Regions from separate parts of the Homo sapiens genome. Here region 2 is linked to region 1. A link is a loop called in an ENCODE intact Hi-C map of the cell type or tissue named here. Cell type or tissue: dorsolateral prefrontal cortex. All regions are shown on one strand. Each heading gives the region's core, and the rest is flanking DNA. Links, peaks and the distances in the headings are about the cores only.

Region 1 (11,797 bases), core at 2,349-10,348:
TGTTAAACCATCCCTGCAACCCTAGTATGAAACTCACTTGATCATGGTGGATTATCTTTTTGATATGCTGTTGGATTCAGTTAGCCTAGTATTTTGTTAAGGATTTTTACATCTATGTTCATCAGGGATACTGGTCTGTAGTTTTGATTTTTTGTTATGTCCTTTGCTGGTTTAGATATTAGAGTGATACTGGCTTCATAGAATCATTTAGGGAGGATTCCCTCTTTCTCTATCTTGCAGAATAGTGTCAATAGGACGGTACAAATTCTCTTTGAATGTCTGATAGAATTCAGCTGTGAATATGTCCAGTCCTGGACTTTTTTTGGTTGGTCTTTTTTTTATTACCATTTCAATCTTACTGCTTGTTATATTGTTCAAGGAATATACCTAACCAAGGAGGTGAAAGAACTCTACAAGAAAAACTACAAAACACTGCTGAAAGAAATCATAGATGGCACAAACAAATGGACACACATTCCATGCTCCTGGATGGGTAGAATCAATATTGTGAAAATGACCGTACTACCAAAAGCAATCTACAAATTCAATGCAATTTCCATCAAATTGCCAACATCATTCTTCACAGAACTAGAAAAAAAATCCTAAAATTCATATGGAACCAAACAAAAGCCCACATAGCCAAAGCAAGACTAAGCAAAAAGAACAAATCTACAGACATCACATTACCTGACTTCAAACTATACTATAAGGCCATAGTCACCAAAACAGCGTGGTACTTGTATAAAAATAGGCACATAAACCAATGGAATAGAATAGAGAACCCAGAAATAAAGTCACATACTCACAGCCAAATGATTTTTGACAAAGCCAATGGCATAAAGTGGGGAAAGGACACCCTATTCAACAAATGGTGCTGGGATAATTGGCAAGTCACATGTAAGAGAAAGAAACTGGATTCTCATCTCTCATTTTATACAAAAATCAATCTGAGATGGATCTGGGACTTAAATCTAAGACCTGAAAATATAAAAATTCTAGAAGATAACGTAGGAAAAACCCTTCTAGACATTGGCTTCGGCAAAGACTTTATGACCAAGAACCCAAAGCAAATGCAACAAAAGTAAATAGGTGGGACTTAATTAAACTAAAAAGCTTCTTCACAGCAAAAGGAACAGTCAGCAGAGTAAATAGACAACCCAAAGAGTGGAAGAAAATCTTCACAATTTATACATCCAACAAAGGACTAATATCCAGAATCTGCAAGGAACTCAAACAAATTAGCAAGAAAAAAACAATCCCATCAAAAAGTGGACTAAGGACATGAATAAGCAATTCTCAAGATATACAAATGGCCAACAAACATATGAAAAAATGCTCAACATCACTAATTAACATGGAAATGCAAATCAAAACCACAATGCAATACCACCTTACTCCTGCATGAATAGCCATAATCAAAAAATAACCAAAATCATAGGTGTTGGTGTGGATGTGGTGAAAAGGGAACACTTCTACACTGCTGGTGGGAATGTAAAGTAGTGCAGCCACTATGAAAAACCGTGTGGAGATTCTTTCAAGAACTAAAAGTAGAACTACCATTTGATCCAGCAATCCCACTACTGAATATTTACCCAGAGGAAAAGAAGTCATTATATGAAAAAGATATTTGCATATGCATGTTTACAGCAGCACAGTTCACAATTGCAGAAGTATGGAACCAGGCCAAATGCCCATCAATCAACTAGTGGATAAAGAAATTGTGGTATATATACAATGGAATACTACTCAGCCCCAAAAAGGAACAAATTAATGGCATTCCCAGCAACGTGAATGGAACTGGAGGCTATTATTCTAAGTGAAGTAACTCAGGAATGAAAAACCAAACATTGTGTGCTCTTATTCATAAGTGGGAGTTAAGCTATGAAGATTCAAAGGCATAAGAATGACATAATGGACTTTGGGGACTCGGGGGAAAGGCTGGGAAGGGGGTGAGGGATAAAAGACTACAAATTGCGTTCAGGGTATACTGCTTGGGTGATGGGTATACCAGAATCTCACAAATTACCACTAAAGAACTTAGTCATGTAACCAAATGCCACTTGTTCCCCCAAAACCTGTGGAAATAAAAAAATTTTTAAAAAGAGAAAGGTATAAATAAAAATGTAGAAAAAGGGAAAAATGAGAGACGTGGAAAAACTGTAACTAGGAGGAGGAGATAAATGAGAATAAGTAGGATATAAATTATAAAAAATTACCTAATGTTGAATAATATTGATAAGAAATTGAGAACCTTTCATAAATTTTGAGTAGAAGAGTAACTTAAATGACATTGTGCTAAAAGAACATTAAACTAAGTAGGCTGGCTTGATAAGACAAATTTTGGAGATGGGATACATTCAACAGGCTGCTTTAATAGAATGGGCAAATAAAATTGAAATGGGTTGGTGGTACGGCAAATAAAGTACAAATATAGAATCTATAGTATTTGGTAATTAACTGAATATAGGGGAAGGGAAGGGTATCTTAGATAACTAAGTTCTCATGGCACTGAAAGAACGGTGCTACCGTTAGTAGAAATATACAAGATAGTGGGAGGAGCAAGGTTTGGGATAAGAGGACATTTTTAAGCTAGGACATACGGGGGAGCTCAAATATTAAAGCCATCTGGAAATGATGGAATGTTATGAAGACAGCATGTGAATATCTGCTTTCTTACAGTCATTTATGGAGTCATAAGGTTGTGAGAAAAGCGTTTCCAAGTATGTTCTTCATTTGAAATTAGCATATAGAAATCAGACTTCAGAACTGATAGGTTTGCTTTGGTAAAGCTCTTCAAAACAAAAGCTTTGCCAATGTTTGGATTTAAATAAATTCCTATAACTAAGAACAGAAACTGCTATTTTCATATTAACAAATTCACTTCCCCAGCACATATGCCACAGTTCCAGAATTACAAATTGAATGAATACACAGTTATGAAAAGAAATTCTAAAGTGATTTTATGGTTTTGATTCCTTGTGAGTTTGGAATTATCATTCTAAGGTGATCTGAAAATTCTTATTCCTCAAAAGTAGTTTATTAAATAGACATCTATCCTTTTCCTTTGAGAAATGGCAATCACAAAACCACAGTCATATTTTTGTCATTGCTCAAGTACCATCGAAATTGCAGTATCATAGAAACAGATGCACTTCTCTAATTATAGAGATGGTGACTTTGTTTATAGGCAAATGCAGTTTTCAAATGTACAACTAGTTCCTTTTTATTAAGTGGGTCTCCTGTGGCTAGAGTGAAGTTAGCTCTCATAAGTATACACAAGGACACCTGTATTAGTTCACTAGGGCTGCCTTAAGAAAATACCACAAACTGAGTGACTTTAAAAAAAACAAATTTATTGTCTGGGTTTTGGAGGCTAGAAGCTTGAAAGCAACGTGTCAGCAGGGTGGGTTCCTTTTGAGGGCTGTGGGGGTAGGATTTGTTCCAGGCCTTTCTGCTTGGCTTGTAGATGGCCGTCATCTCCCCCTGTCTCTTCACATAGTCATCCCTGGGTACATGTCTGTCTCTGTCCAAATTTTCCCTTTTGTGAGGACACAATCATATTGGATGAGGGCCCACCCTCCTGGTCCCATTTTAATTTAATCAGGTCTGTAAAGACTATACCTTCAAATAATGTTACTTTCTGAGGTACTTGGCGTAGAACTCCAATATGGGTTTTTTCTTGTGGGGGGTGGGGTGGACACAATCATTATAGGTGTGTTCATATGACTCATGCACCCCTTGCCCCCACTGCTGAGAATGTGGGATGGAACTCCTGGATGATAGGCTGACACAGACAGTTCTTTCAAGGAGGAAAATTAATAATCAATGGAAAGATGATGATTTGTTCACTGGGTCCTCTTTACTATTAGACTAAAGATATTCTTTCCAAAAAAATGGAGCCTGGATACATCATAATTATCTATCTGTCAGTAAAAGCAATAACTTTTTAAAAAAAATTCCAGGAGAGTTTTTATTTTATTTATTTGTCATAATTAACTTTTATTTAACTTAATTATAAGTTGCTGATGATAGGGCATTGTCTTATGCCCAACATACAGTTGTTCTTATGCCCAACATATTGTAAGTTTATTAAATAAGTGAAATAATGAACAAATAGTTTATGAGATTCTGTTGTATACCATTGCATTATCATTTGGAGAGAAGAAAGAGAAAGAGGAAACAAATAGTGGAATGACAGAATCCTCTCTGTAAATAAAATAAAAATAAAAATTATAGAATATCAGAATTTGGAGACCATTGTAGGAGAAATTCAGTCTCCCTTTTCACAATGGAGAATTGATGTTCAAGCAGATCAACGTTTCTGAGATCATAGGGGTAGTTAGTATCAGGCTTAGGAATAATATGGCATAGTGGAGGCACTTTGAAATCAGAGTTTTTATTGCTGCCATTTTTTATACAGGCATTATTTAGATCTGCAGGTCAATTAAGGATTGGCTGATCTCAGCTGGGCTCAGCTGGGTGACTGTTAATGTCATCTAGGCTCTCTCGTGTCCTCTCAGTTGATCTAGGCTGGCCTTGGCTGGGGTGATTTGGCTTTGTCCTTCATGTCTTTCATTTTTCTTTTGGGATCAATGGGCCCAGTTGGGTATGTTTTTATGGCAATGACAGAGGAGCAAGAGAGCAAGCCCAACTGTTGCAAGCATTTTCCAAGCTTTTAGTTATGCTATGTTGCTAATATTCCATTGGTAAAGTCAAAGGGCTGAGCCCAAGGTAAAGGAGAAGGATATACTCTCATTCTTCAATGGGAGAAACAATGAAGTCACATGACAAAGGCCACAGATAAAAGGGGAGGCTATGAAGAATTGAGGCCAATAATCTACCACAAATGATGAAAGATGGGGACTGAGAGATAGAAGGTGGGAATTTATAAGATGTGTGCTTTTCCCCTCAAGAATAGGGTACCCAAAATCTTGGCTCTACTGTGTAACTTTGTGAAAATTGGCTATCTAGCTTCAGTTTCTTCACCTATAAGCAGAGATTAACGATATCTATATTGTTGTATAATTGTGAAGAATATGGAGATGTTAGTTATAAAACTTCATCATGTAGTATATTTTGAATTTGTTAGATTCCTTTCCTCTTCTCCTTCAAGGTACTATTTCAGGGTATACATACCTAAAAAACTAGAAGACCATTACAAAGCAAATAATTTTGGGTGTTTGTTTAAATGTTTGTGCTGTTTACCAGTGAAGCCACCTTGTCCTCTAGTCTTCTTTGGTGGGAGGTTCTGATTAGAATTCAGTCTCTTTCCTTGTTATAAGTCTGTTCAAATGTTCTATTTCTTCTTGTGTCAGTTATTGTAGTTTGTGTTTTACTAGGAATTTGTTTCATCTAAGCTTCTGAATTTGTTGACATATAATTGCTCATAGTATTGTCTTATAATCCTTTTATTTCTCTAAGGTAGGTAATAATGGCCACATGTTCATTTCTGACTGTTTCATGGCTTTTGATGTACCCTGAGTCTTCTAATCCATTGCAGTCATTATCCTTGTTGATGTTGTATTAACGCATCCCTGTTCAGTGAGACTGTCAGGCTGGCTCCTGTATCTGGGTGACACCACTTCATGAGCCCATGGCAGCGTCTTTGATCTGTGAGACACTGAGATGACCCAGTGTACTAGTTCATTCTCACACTGCTATAAAGACATACCTGATGCTTGGTAATTTATAAAGAAAAGAGGTTTAATTGGCTCATGGTTCTGCAAATATATACATAATGATTTATTGTGCATTACTGATTGTGCATTAATGTAGAGGAGGAAAAAAGGGGAAATTTCTTGGTATGAAGAGGATATTCAACAAAGATGAATGGACAGGAATAGAGAGGGTATTCCAAGGATAGAAGGGGACTGGCATAAAATAAAATGAGGAAATGGTGTTGAAATAAATAAAATCAGAAAATAGTCTCATGATAGCGCTTTCTCCCTGTGTGGGATACTAGAGTAGGAGGCATGTGCTAAATGGGTCTTGAAAAAATTTGCAAGATATTTCTTGTCTTATGTCTGTCCAGTACTTTTTCTTCTCCTAGGATTCTTTAGAGATTTGTAAAACTGGAAAGAAGATCTAAAGAGATTGAAATGACATGTGCTTTGCTTCTCTCCTATTTTCTGATCTTTTCCATTTATTCTAATCTTTGCTGTGGACATATATACCATTGTGTTCTTTATTCATTAAGCATTTATCATGGGCCAACTATGTGCAAAGTATTATATCTGATTTGAGGTGATGAGTTAGTGGTTGTGGGATGTGTGTACAGAGATATATGACAAAGGTTTCTGCTGTCTGGAAACTGGATATTCTCAAGTTGTTCCTTCCACCCACCTGCAGTAATTTACATTCTTCTTTCTTGCACTATCTACTTTGCTTTTTATCTCAGGCTGACCTCTATGAAAAGGATCAACTGAGCTCTGTTTCTTCTGTCTTCCATTTGAGTTTAGTTGATTGGATGCACCAGTAAGGGGGAAGAGAGTTTGATTCCTGCCCTGCGGGCCTGAGGTTTGGCAGTGGCTGGATTTATACAAGTCACAGATCCCATCCAGCACCCAGACCTTTCCTACAGCTACAGCTACAGCTGCCCTGAGTTCTGGTAACTGCTCCTTCTCTTACCCCTTTAGGCCTAAATGTAGTAATAGCTTCCACTGTTGCCAGTCCTGAGGTGCTTCATCAATAGTTGTTGGTTTCCCTTAATCCCATCCATACATTTGTACATAGTCCCTTCACTAATCCTTCTTCAGTTACTCCTTCTGATTGTGCCATCTGTGTTCTGTCAGGACCCTGGCTGATACACCTTCCTGCTGTAAAGCCAATATGTGAATTGAGAGACAGATGGTGGTAATGTGCTTTCCTTCTGAGTACAAGATTTGCTGGATTAGTGATACCCAATTTTTAAATATATATTTTCATACATTTTCCTTTTTGTTTGCAAGATGCTTTTTATTGTTGCTATTTGTCTTCTCTGAGATATTAAAGATAGCATGTACAGTGTAGTATAGTAGCTTTTCCTTTCCTCTCTCCCTCCCTTCTTCCTCTCTCTCTCTCTCTCCCTCCTTTCCTCCCTCTCTTCCCTTTCTTTCATTCTTTCTTTGTTTCTACATATTTTATTTTAAATATGACAATATACATACACACATGCATACATATTTAAAATTCACCTTCTACATTATTAGACAAGCTCTTCCTCTAAATGCTGATTTTTCACAAATTATTTTCATTTGTGTAATCTAAGTCATAAATCTAAGTCTTGCTCTTATTTTCAAAGATGTAGCTCTTTTTGCCAAGTAAACCATATTGTCCTTTCTCTCTTTTCACCTTCTTCACTGGAATTCACGTGAATGAATAAATGTCTATTCTATTTGGCCTCTCTTTCAAAAGATTTGATAAATACCTAACTTCTGAAAGCCCCAAAGAAGTAAGTTCATTTCCATTCCAAAGATAAACAGGCTCAGAGATTTACTCTGCTCCATAAAATTAACAAATATATAAATTGTAGATAAGGAATTGGAATTTCTGTTTCTGATTCCAAATTCCATATATCTCACTATATTTACTGTAACCTATTATTTGTTCATATATAATAGCAGATAGTAGTGGAATTCCTAATGTATATCAATCACTGGGATGCAGAGATGGTTTAAAAATTCTCACAGTTCAGAGGAGTACATGGTGAGATAAATAAAGCACGAATTGGAGACTTATGGCAACAGAGTCAGAGGGCAGAAAAAAATGCTGTGCTCTGGGAAGGTAGGAGAGACTCCTCAGAGAAGAAATATTTAAGTCAAGTCATCATATTTAAGTAAGACTTTCCTAGGCAGAATGAATTTCGGGGAGGAATAACTGATATTGCCTTTATTTTAAATTTTGATATTTTATCTTTTTTTGCATTGATTTTTTAAAATATTGCATAAAATATTTCCCTTGATGACTGAGTTTTTTTGGCATCCCTTTAAACTTTGTGCTGAAGCAAATGCCCTGTTCTTCTAGCTCTAGTCTTTTCCCTGGGAACAGTCACGGAGTTGGAAAAGAAACAGATTTACCAGCAAATGGCGAACAATTCAGCCTTAGTAGAGTGAAGGGTGCAAGTCCGTGGGAGTGGTGGGGAGGTGGAGATTCTCCAAAGACAGTTGAGGGCTGAATTGTGAGGCGACTGTGTAATAGGCTAAAAATTTTGGTTTTGATTTTTTAAAAGAGTAATTGGAAGGCTTTTTTAAAAATCAAGAATAATATCATCAGATTTTATTTTTGGAAGAATCCTTTATAGAGGACTGAGTGAATCAGTGCAAGACTTGAAGCAAGGCAATAAACTGAGTTAGTTTCATTAAACAAAGTAAGAACTATTGAGAACCTAAATAAAAGTGAGATAGATATTAATTTGGGTAATATAATCTTATAATTAAAATATTTTATGCTAATTATAGAATTTTAATTTTTTTCTTCTAGGAATGTTCATCTGGCCAAAAATTATTTTGAAAATGTCATCATCTGATTTTCTACCTTTTAATATTTCACTTGTCTCTAGTTAAGCTATAAAATAATGGTGAAGCATAACTTCACACATCTAATTTATCTGATAAACACTGTTTTTCTCGTTCTCAAGAAAATCAACAGCAGGAAACCTCAGAGTTGATTTTGTTTAGCCTCTTACCACATAGCGGAAAAAAATGGAAAATAAGTGCAAAAAGCCTGAGAAATTGAAAGTACACTCTAGTCACTTGAGAATTATCTCTCATAATCCTTTACAAACTTTTCTTTTCTCTTCTTTTCTTTTTTCTTTTCTCCTCTCCTCTCCTTGCCTCTCCTCTCCTCTCCTCTCTTCTCCTCTCTTCTCTTCTCTTCTTTTTTTTTGGAGTGCAGTGATCTCGGCTCACTGCAGCCTCAACCTCTCAGACTCAAGAGATGTTCCCATCTCAGCTTCCCAAGTAGCTGAGACTCCAGGCGCACGCCACCACACCTGGCTATTTTTGTATTTTTTGTAGAGATGATGTTTTGCCATGTTGTCCAGGCTGGTCTTGAACTCCTGAGCTCAAAGTGGTCTGGCTGCCTCAGCCTCCCAAAGTGCTGGGATTTCAGGCTACAAACTTTTTCAACCCTAATAAGGAGAAAGTTCCTCCACTACAAAATGCTCAACTCATCCTAATGTTTTTTCATTTGTTTACCTAGCAACATTCTTTCACTCTATAAGATATTTTTAAAAAATATAGCCTATAAGAGAACAATTTGTCCACGTATAGTTCAACCAGGGTTATGTCATATTTCATTATTTAAATCATGCTATTTTTTGGGGGGATCACAGAATAACCATACTGGGGAATTAAGATATGAAAATGATAAAAGTCAACTGCTGATGGATTTCATGTTCCTCATCACTTTGCACCGTATCATCAGCAAGAAAGTATGAAATTAAAAAGAATGAAGAAAAGGCTGTAATAAGTTTGTCCTGGAAAAATATGAGTTACTTTGTGAAGTAATAAGTAACTTTATTTTGGCAGTCATTGTTGGCAGACGTGGAAGATATTGTTTAATAGATTTTTCTGACTGTTTTCCTAATAGGGCATCTTCATCATGAACCTCAATGCCAAGTGTCTTATCTTGTAAGTTATGATATCTTCTTTCAGGGGACAGAGAAATAGGAGTTGAGAAACTAGTTTCTAGTTTGGTGAACAGAACCTTCTCTAAGCAATTAGGAAAATGAGTATGTATCTGTAGCAGATGTTAATTAGGGTTCTGTAATCATCTTTCCCTTTCCTTGCTTCTCCGTTATTTCCATTCCTTTTCTTTCTGCTAACTTGGGCATTTATTCATCCCCAAAGTTTCACATATCTTCTCTAGACTGGTGGCTCAATCTCCTCAACTCATTCTGTACTTCAGATATCTAGAGCTATAGTCTTGTTTGCCTTCTAGATTTTTTTTTCTTAGAATAGCTCAGTTTCTAACAGTGTACAGTGTAATATTTCAGATTGCCCTGCCTTTGCAGAAGATACTACTATTGGCTTAGTCAACTCAATTTGAAACCTGTGAATAACCTTTCATTTTTTTCATGTTTTCCTTTTCCTAGAACCTTATCTTCTTGATATTTTCAGCACCTCCTCTTTCATCCCTCCATTTCCATCCTCACAGTATGTCATTCATTATGACATGACTAGACCATTGCAGTAGCTGCTGCCTGGTCTTCCTTCCTTTGTGTTTAGCATTCTTGTCCCCTCTCCTCCAAATTCTAATTTAATCCGGGAATTTGAACTTTGGGATTGATTGTGTCACATCCTGCTCAAAACTCACTGTTTGCTCCTTCTCGTTTACTAATTAAGGTCACACATTCTATAGTCCTAACCTATCTATTTAATTGCATTTAGCTATTGTTTTATTTTTAAATTTACATAGTGTGACACAATTTTTTTTGCTATGCAGTTTTATGAGTTGTGAGAATGAATAATGTCATGTCACCATCACCACAATCACAATAAATCGGTTTTGTCACCCCCAAATCTTTCCTTTTGATGTTCCTTTGTAGTCAAACTCTTCTTCTGTCCCTGAGCCTTGGCCATAATTGATCTTTTTTCTGTCCTTATAGCTTTGCCTTTTCCAGAACATGACCTACATGCAATCATACAGTATGTAATATTTGGATCTAGATTCTATCACTTAGCAGGACACATCTGTCCTTATTGCATATATCGATAGTTCATTCCTTGTAATTGCTGAGTAGTATTCCATTGTATGGATCACCAAAATTTTCTTATCCATTCATTAAAGGACATTTGAGTTATTTGCAATTTGGAAATTATGAATAATGCTACTATCAACATTCACATGTAGATTTTTATGTGAATATATCCTTTCATTTCTTTTGAGTAAATACCTAGGAGTAAATGAGTGGGTCATATGGTAAGTGGATGTTTATCTTTGTAAGGAACTGTCAAACAATTTTCCAGAGTGGTTATACCATTACATTTCCAACAGGAATGTATGGGTATTCCAGTTGCTCTGCATCCTTGCCAGTGCTCACTTTGTCAGGGGTGTGTGTGTGTGTGTGTGTGTGTGTGTGTGTGTGTATGTATGTGTGTGTGTGTATGTATGTATGTGTGTGTGTATGTGTGTTGTTTTTTAGCTATTCCAGTCCATGTATACTGATATCTCCTTGTGACTTTAATTTGCATGGCTCTAATGACTATTGATGGTGAAAATATTTTTATGTGATTATGTGCCATTGGTATATTTTTTTGGTGCAGTGTCTTGATATTTTCTACTCATAGTTTGTTGGTTTTTTCTTTTCCTTTTTCTTTTTTTTTGAGATGGAGTCTCACTCTGTTGCCCAGGCTGGAGTACAGTGGCGCGATCTTGGCTCACTGCAACCTCTGTCTCCTGAGTTCAAGTGATTCTCCTGCCTCAGCCTCCTGAGTATCTGAGATTACAGGTGCTTGCCACCATGCCCGTATAATTTTTGTATTTTTAGAAGAGATGGGGTTTCACCATGTTGCCCAGGCTGGTCTTGAACTCTTGACCTCAGGTGATCTTCCCGCCTCGGCCTCCCAAAGCGCAGGGATTACAGGCGTGAGCCACTGTGCCCAGCCTTCTTTTCTTATTACTGAGTTTTGAGAGTTTCTTTTTTATTTTGTATACTCTGTCAGTTATATATATTTTTCTCCCAGTCAAAAGCTTGTCCTTTTAGTCTCTGAACAGTGTTTTTTATAGAACAAAATATTTTAATTTAGCTGAAGTTTAATTTATCAATTTTTCTTTTATGGATCATGCATTTGGTGGCATACCTCAGATTTCTTTGTCT
Region 2 (8,000 bases), core at 1-8,000, 110 kb before region 1:
GACTGGAACCATCAGAAGCATTTGCCACAACTGTAACTCTCTTCTTGAAATATTTTCTTCAATTTACTTCTGGAATGCCACTTTCTTGGTTCTCCTGTTCCCTGGTTCTTCTTCTCAGTCTTTTTTGCTGGTTTCTTCTTATATTAGTTTTCTCTTGTTGTGTAAGGAATTACCAAAAATTTAGTGGGCTTTAAACAGATACATTATCTCACAATTTCTATGAGTCAGGAGTCAGGGCATAGTCTAACTGGGCCTTTGGATCAAGGTCATACAAGACTGTAATCAAGGATATGGCTGGACTGCATTCTTACCTGGAGGCTCAACTGGAGGTGATTCTGCTTCTGAATTCACTCAGGCCATTGGCAAAATAATTTTCTTGTGGATGAATGACTGAGGGCCTGGCTCTTTGGAGGTTGTTGGCTGAAGACCACTCTTGATCCTAGAGATCACACTAATTCCTTGCTACACTGGCTTTTCCAGCATAGCTGCATACTTCAAGACCACAAAGAGAGTCTCTTACATCAAGGTCAACCTAGTCCCCTCCCCATCCCCCCTTTTAAGACCTTTTGCCTGGTTAAGTCAAACCCACCAGGAACATCTCCTTTTGATTAACTCAAAACAATTAATTTGGATCTTGATTTCATCTTGAAATCCCTTCAACATTGCCATACCCTGTTGTCTACAAGCAAGTCACAGGTCCTGCCACACTCAAGGGGCAGGACCATACAAGCCATCAACACCAAGGAGTAGAAATTCTAGGGGGTCATCTTACAATTCTTCCTACCACACTCCTCATCTGTTTGACCTTTACAACTGGAATTCCCTTTGGAGGCCGAGGCGGGTGGATCACCTGAGGTCAGGAGTTCAAGACCAGCCTGGCCAACATGTCAAGACCCTGTCTCTACTAAAAATACAAAAATTAGCTGGGCATGGTGGCAGGCACCTGTAATCCCATCTACTCGGGAGGCTAAGGCAGGAGAATCGCTTGTACCTGGGAGGCAGAAGTTGCGGTGAGCCGAGATTGTGCCATTGCACTCCAGCCTGGGCAACAAGAGCGAAACTCCGTCTCAAAACAAAACAAAACAGGAATTCCCTAGGGCTCAATTCTTGGGTCTCTTTTCCTGTTTATTGATTGTGCTTGGATCTCTTTTATTTGCCTCCCCATATTTTCTTTCTCCCCTCCTCTTCTTTGGTTTGTGCTCTAAGAGGTGATTCAAGCACACCATATCAACAGCTTCTTTGCCCTTGACTTTCTGTTGGAGCTTAGGAGGAGAGTGGGATAGAGTATTGCTTCCTCTAGCCTCCTTACTGCTGGGTTGCCTCCCTTGACTAAAGGTTACAGCTCTTGTCAAGGGGAGCATCTCTATTCAGCTACCTTCTCTGGGTTTCTGGTAATTCCTCCTTCCCCTGGACCCATTAGGCTGCCTGGTGTTGGGGTAATACATCATCCTTTATTCTTTATCGAAATTCTGCCACACTATTTAAATAGACCCTTTGTTAAAGTCTTCTCAGATTGTGTGATTGGAGTGTGCTACTTGGACTTACTCGTAAATATACATGCTCTCCCTTTCTGATCTTGTTTAGTCTCATGGATTTAAATTCCATTAATCTACTGATGACCTCTACATTTTTTCCCATAACCTGGACCTCTCCCTTGGGATTCCTACTTGAAATTTCCACTTGGATATATTCTATATACCACAAACTTCACAAGCCCACATCTTCAACTCTGATTCTTATCCAACTTCCAACCTCAAACCTTACTCTTTTTCATACTTTCCAATCTCAGAAAATGGCAATATCAGTCTTCCAGCTACAGAGGCCAAAGAGTCTGGAGTTGTAGCCAAGCGTGGTAGCACTTGCCTGTAGTCCCAGCTACTTGGGAGGCTGAGGTGGAGAATTGCTAGAGCCTAGGAGTTTGAAGCTGTAGTGTGCAATGATTCAGCCTCAACAGCCACTACACTTCGGCATGGGCAACCTATAAAGACGCCATCTCTCTTTTTTAATGATTATTCATAGGCTGATTTTTAATCGATACACAATATTTGTAAATATTTGTAGGGTTCATGTAATATTTTGTTACATGCATAGGGTGTGTAATGATGAAGTCAAAGTGTTTAGGATATCCATCACCTCATGTGTTAATCATTTCTATGTGTTAGGAACATTTTAAGTCCTCTCTTGTAGTTATATTGAATCTTGTAGTTATATTGAAGTATATAATACATTGCTTTTAACTATAACTACTCTACCATAGAACATTAGATTTTATTGATTCTATCTAATTGTATGTTTATACCCATTAATCAGTCTCTTATCCTCCCCAACCCTTACAAGCCCTTCCCTACCTCTGGTAACTATCACTCTTCTCTGCCTCCATAAGATCAATTGTTTTAACTCCCACAGATGAGTGAGAACATGTAATAGTTGTCTTTCTGTGCTTGGCTTATTTCACTCAACATAATGATCTTCAGTTCCATCCATGTTGCAGCAAATGGCAGGATTTCATTTTTGTTAATGGCTGACTAGTATTTCATTGTGTGTATGTGTGTGTGTGTGTTTATCACAATTTCTGCATCCATTCTGTTTCTGGACACTTAGGTTGATTACATATTTTGCTATTGTGAATAGTGCTACAACAAACATGAAGGTACAGGTATTCCTTTGAGATATTGATTTCTTTTCCTTTGGATAAATACCCAGTAGAGGGGATTGCTGGATCATATCGTGGTTCTGTTTTTAGGTTTTTTTTTATTATAAATTTCCATATTGTTTTCCATAGAGACTGTACTACTTTACATTCCCACCAAAAGTGTGTAACAGATCCCTTTTCTCTGCATCCTAATCAGCATTGTTATTTCTTGTCTTTTTGATAATAGCCATTCTAACTGGGGTAAGATAATATCTCATTGTGGCGTTGATTTGCATTTCCCTAATGACTAGTGACATTCAGCATGTTTTCATGTATATGTTGGCCATTTGTATATCTTTTGAGAAATGTCTATTCATGTTCTTTGCTCATTTTTCAAGGGGATTATTTGTTTTTGTTTCTATTTTTTGCTTTTGGGTTGAGTTCCTTGTTTAATCTAGATACTAGCATCTTGTGAGATGAGTAGTTTGGGAATATTTTCTGTCATTCAATAGGTGGCCTCGTTACTCTGTTAATTGTTCACTTTTGCCCTGCAGGAGCTTTTTAGTTTAATACAGTCCCATTTGCCTGTTATTGGTTTTGTTGCCTGTGCTTTTGAGGTTATTACCCATAAAATCTTTGCCTAGATTAAAGTCCTGGAGTGTTTACCCTATGTCTTCTTCTAGTAGTTTTATAGTTTTTATAGTTCTCTTTAAAAAAATCTGGGATAATTTCTGACTCCCCTCTTTCTTTCACACTATCCTTCTGATCCAACAACAATCCTCTTGTCTCTGTCTTCAACATAACTTCAGACCATAACAACGTTTCCCCACCTCCACTGCTTCCCTCCTGGTCCAAGCCCTCATCATCTCTGGTCTGGATTGCTTAAATAGGCTTTTAATTTGTCTCCTTGCCTCTTTCCGTGCTCCTTGTCCTTCACTCCAGTCCTTTCTCACCAAGGCTGTCCTAGTTATCTTTTTAATACATTAGTTATATTATGTTTCTCTTCACCTCTAACCCCCACAGTGGTCTCTCATCTCACTGGGAATAAAAAGTCACAAACATGGAAATGGCTTTGAAGGTTCTATGTGATCTGGCCTTCTGCTCCAATTCTAACTTTTGCTCCTACCACTCTTCTTACTCACTCCTCTCATCACACTCATCTCCTTGCTATTCCTTGAGCCTACCCTGCATGTCTCTACCTTAAAGCCTTTGAACTTCCTGTGCCATCTGCCTGGGACACTTGTCTCCCATGTCATTATAACTGGCTCCCTTAAATATCACATTCTCACTAGGTCTTCTCTAGCTCTCTTTATAAAACAGCATCCTTCCTTCCCTCTTTGATGTTTTTCTTCCCCTTTACCTTAGCTTATTTTCTCTTCCTAGCAGTTCCACCCTCAGACATTATGTATTCACTTGTTTATTTGTGATCTGTTTCCCACACTGGCCCCTCTCCCTCAACTAAAGTGTAAACTCAATAGGATAGGGACTTCGTTTTGTGCACTCATTTTTCTCCAGCACCCAGAACACTGCCCAGCATTTAGTAGCTGCTCAAGAAATAGTTGTTGAATACATGATTGAGTAGATGAATGAAAAGTTATGATTAAGGTATTATCCTACAAGTTGGGTAAGCGATATCTAGAAAATCTGTAGAGTTGTTCTAGGGCTCCTGATCTATATTTGGAAATCGTGGTCCTTGTTTCAAGGCAGTGTCTTTTTTCTCCCACTTTCTCAGGTCCAATGAGTCCCAGTAAGCCACAGTTCCTAACAGCAAGTGAACTGTTTTTTAAACTGCCTACGTGTTTTTGGAAGTCCCAACCCAGCTGCAGCTTCAGGCAGAGTGCCCAGTTCTGGCCAGTCATCTCTCTGAGCCTTGCTCACTGCGTTGGCTTTCTGTTCTTTTTCTGGTCCATGGAGATGTTTATCTTGATTTTGTACCCAGCTAATGTCATAATGCTTTTATCTTTTTATATATTTCCAATCATGGCTGAATGTTTAGAACAGAGGGGTGTGGTAATTTACGAACTCACTAAACCATCTTGATTAGAAGTCCCCACACATTTCCAAATAATGTTTGAAATGTGGCCAAATTTAAAATCCAGGAGACAGTACATAAAAATTCAGATTTACTGTTTATCTTGAAAATTTGTATATTTGGCAACACTAAGCCAGCATTTCTGTATGTGACAACTGACTGGAGGTGAGTACTTGCTAAGACGCTTCAATGGGTCATGCAGTCTACAAGCTGCCAAGTCCTCCCCACTGAACATTTTGTTAAATTTGACAGAAATGACTTCACTCCTTTGCTTTATCTGCCTAACCCTTGTAGGTATTTTAATTTGTGATCCCTATTTTGAGAACGGTCTGAGCAAAAGCATCAGGTAATTTATTAAGAGGTTAGAAAATGAAAACACCAAAACCGAAAACAAAGCCCTTATTTTGAATAATATATGGGGATGGAGGAGAGAGAGAGAGAGAAAGAGCATATTTTATACTTTTTCTCTCTTTAGTGCAAGTTTTTAATTCTAGCTCCGTAGTCACAAAGTTTCCAAACCTGCCAAACTGCAACTTTTCCCTTTTAGGTGAGACATACCATTAAGGACTTTTCCCCCCATGAAAATGGCATATAAAACTTTCTATCAGTGAGTGCCCTGGAATCCAGTGATGCCATTACACAACTGAGAATATAATGTGTCTACTCTTCTGTCAAGGTAAGATTTCTCTAATTTATCAAGAAAGAACTAACTCATTTGATACCGACAAGCTTTTCTTCTGAAATTGAACTGAGTAGTTAAGAGAATCAGATTTTTTTACTCATGCAAGAATCTGTGTAATCATCTCCTCTTACCCATCTATCACAGATACTCTTCCCAGAACAACCTGTGGTCAGTTTGAGGAATTCTTACACCTCTTGAAGTCTAAATGTCTGATTTATCTGAATAGTGACTTCCATTAAAAAACGTACAGGCTTCCCAGCTACTCCGGAGGCTGAGACCGGAGAATGGAGTGAACCCGGGAGGCGGAGCTTGCAGTGAGCCGAGATCGCGCCACTGCACTCCAGCCTGGGCGACAGAGCAAGACTCCGTCTCAAAAAAAAAAAAAAAAAAAAATGTACAGGCTTTGCAAGAGTACGCATGGAATGGGCATTTGCCTAGTTTGTGTGACTTGTGGAGCATCAGGAAAACCTATTGCTCTCTATGTTTGCCTTGCTAGTGGGTCATGGTGCGGAGAGCAACCATGTTTCTTATTTATTCAGGTTAATGCAATGAAACTATTATTGAATGGCAAGTAAATCCTCATATGTTTGTGCCATTTGTCACTTCATTATAGATTTTAGATTTGAAAGGGCCATTTATACAATGCTGCTTCCTGAATACTTCGCCAGAAAACTTATTACACTATGACTTACTACTTATATATACTTATTACTTAACTGTGTCTAGGTAAGGGGGCTTATTGGTGGTCCAGAAAGTTCCATTTTTGAAGGTGTGGTTATAGCCTGTTTTTCTATTCAATTGTTATTTCTCTCCCATAAAAAGTTAGGACTTTTTCTTCAAAACAAACATTTACTATTATTTAGTTACTACATTTCCAAGAAAAATTCATTATATGGGCCGAGATTGAAAGAATATCAAACATCAGGCATGATTAACGTTTAACAGTAAAATTAGATATTATTATCTTGGTTTAATATAACCTTACTTTTTCTCCTAAATTTGAGTTGGATCAATTCACCTTGAGTTACAAATATTGTTTTCATTTATTGTTTTGTTGTTGCTTGAATATTAACACCAATGATTTGTTTCACTCAGAATTTCGTCTCTTTTCAAAAGAGAAAATCTTTGGCTGCTTACTTGGGAAATGGAAGTCAAGTTACAATTTCTTGAGAAGGTTTGGTTCATAGTAAGTGACAGAAAAATGGATTTTTTGTGGGCCCATGTATATCACCTTACCCAGAGGTGAGATAATTCCTTCTGAGCCATCTAGATTTGAGTTTTTCTTAAGTCAGAGCAGGGTCTTTCTTTCTAGAAGTTCCAACAGTTTTCACTGCTCCTCCTTACTGTTCACATATGCCTAAAACTCAAAATGCTCATTTTGTTTTAATCACCTTACGGATTGGCCTACCCTCCCTGTTGGGCTCCTGAGATGTGTTGGAAGTTCATCTTAAAATCCTAATTTCAGTTGAATTATTCTTAAAAATGAGTCTACCCTTTTTTGAGTCCGTAGTAACAGGGTAAATTATTGCTATCACTATTACTGAACTACAATCTAGCTGACGAGGACCAGCAAGGCCTTACCTTTAGTTAGATTTGTTTAGGGAAGCAAGACAGAGGGTCACTCAGGTAACTTTGTTTGTGGATACAGTTCGTAAAGAAGTGACTGGAGGAGCAGCATCAGAGGGAGGCTTCCTCGTAGCTGTGGAAAGTGTCCTTCATGGAACCCCATTCATCGTTTGTTCTGAGTTCAGTTGCTACCACTCTAGTAATGTAATAGCAGTTTTGATTCTCTCTCTCTCAAATTAAAAACTACTTTTGATCATATTGAAGTTCTAATGCCTATCAGCATTACCTTGGAAACTGTTAAAAATGCAGAATCTCAGGCTCACCTGCAGACCTGAATCATATTCTGCATATTGACATGATCCCCAAATCTTGAAAAGTATTGCTTTCATATGCTGGCCTCTTTATTTTCCCCAAGTCCATCAGCTCTCATCTTTTTATCTCTGTTGATCTTTTCGTTATTATTATTTAGTTTAGATTCCACAGTCCATTATTTGCATAACACTCTCACCAATATTCTCAACTCCCTAGTCCTGTTGTCTTAAATTTTTTTTTATCTTTGTCTGACAAATGTCCAAACCTGGATGAATGCATCTGTATTCCTTCTCTATGCCTACACTCGAACAGCCTGGCACTGCCACAGATAGTCTCCCAACAGTGGAGCAGATACAGGCAGATTGGTGCCGACACATGGGGCCTGTTCAGCCTGCCAGTTCTTCCATGTGTCTCTGGTAAATTCTCTTCCTCTGTCTACAACAATTGTTTTAAACATTCTACATTCTATTCAAACCTCGAATATTCTTAACTCCTCCTCATTTGCAGCAGATGACTTCACCTCCTACTTCCCGAAGAAAATAGAAGGCATCAGATGGGAACTCCCTCAGCTTCCTGCTAGCAAATCCATACAGTTCCATCTGGACTCATGTTCTTCTCTTTTCCTCCTATTTTAGTCTAGGGAGTATCCTTCTCATTTAAGCCCAATCCCTCCACCTGTGCTTTGGAAACTGTCTGCTCATGCCTTCTCACTTCATTATCAACCTTACACTATCAGTTTCTTCTCCCTCCCTGCCCCCATTTCTATTTATTCGACA

The links. A loop is a pair of places that touch in the nucleus more often than their neighbours do. Peaks named below come from ENCODE experiments on the same cell type or tissue, not always from the same donor. Only the 100,000 strongest peaks of a DNase experiment are listed, where the experiment ranks them.
Region 2: it touches region 1 in a loop (2.0-fold over the local background); 3 of 110 quality-filtered maps call a loop at or near these places.

The regions. Positions count from the first base shown.
Region 1 is chr12:80,159,149-80,170,945 of GRCh38, forward strand. The region is part of intron 1 of OTOGL (otogelin like); the gene reads left to right. Among named protein-coding and RNA genes, the nearest start is that of OTOGL, 66 kb to the left of the region's middle. In dorsolateral prefrontal cortex, for the core only: no CTCF peak of the experiment used is centred there; no DNase peak of the experiment used is centred there; H3K27ac peaks cover 1,272 bases.
Region 2 is chr12:80,048,746-80,056,745 of GRCh38, forward strand. No RefSeq gene overlaps it. Among named protein-coding and RNA genes, the nearest start is that of OTOGL, 47 kb to the right of the region's middle. In dorsolateral prefrontal cortex, for the core only: no CTCF peak of the experiment used is centred there; DNase peaks (open chromatin) are centred at 4,466 and 7,576; H3K27ac peaks cover 4,326 bases.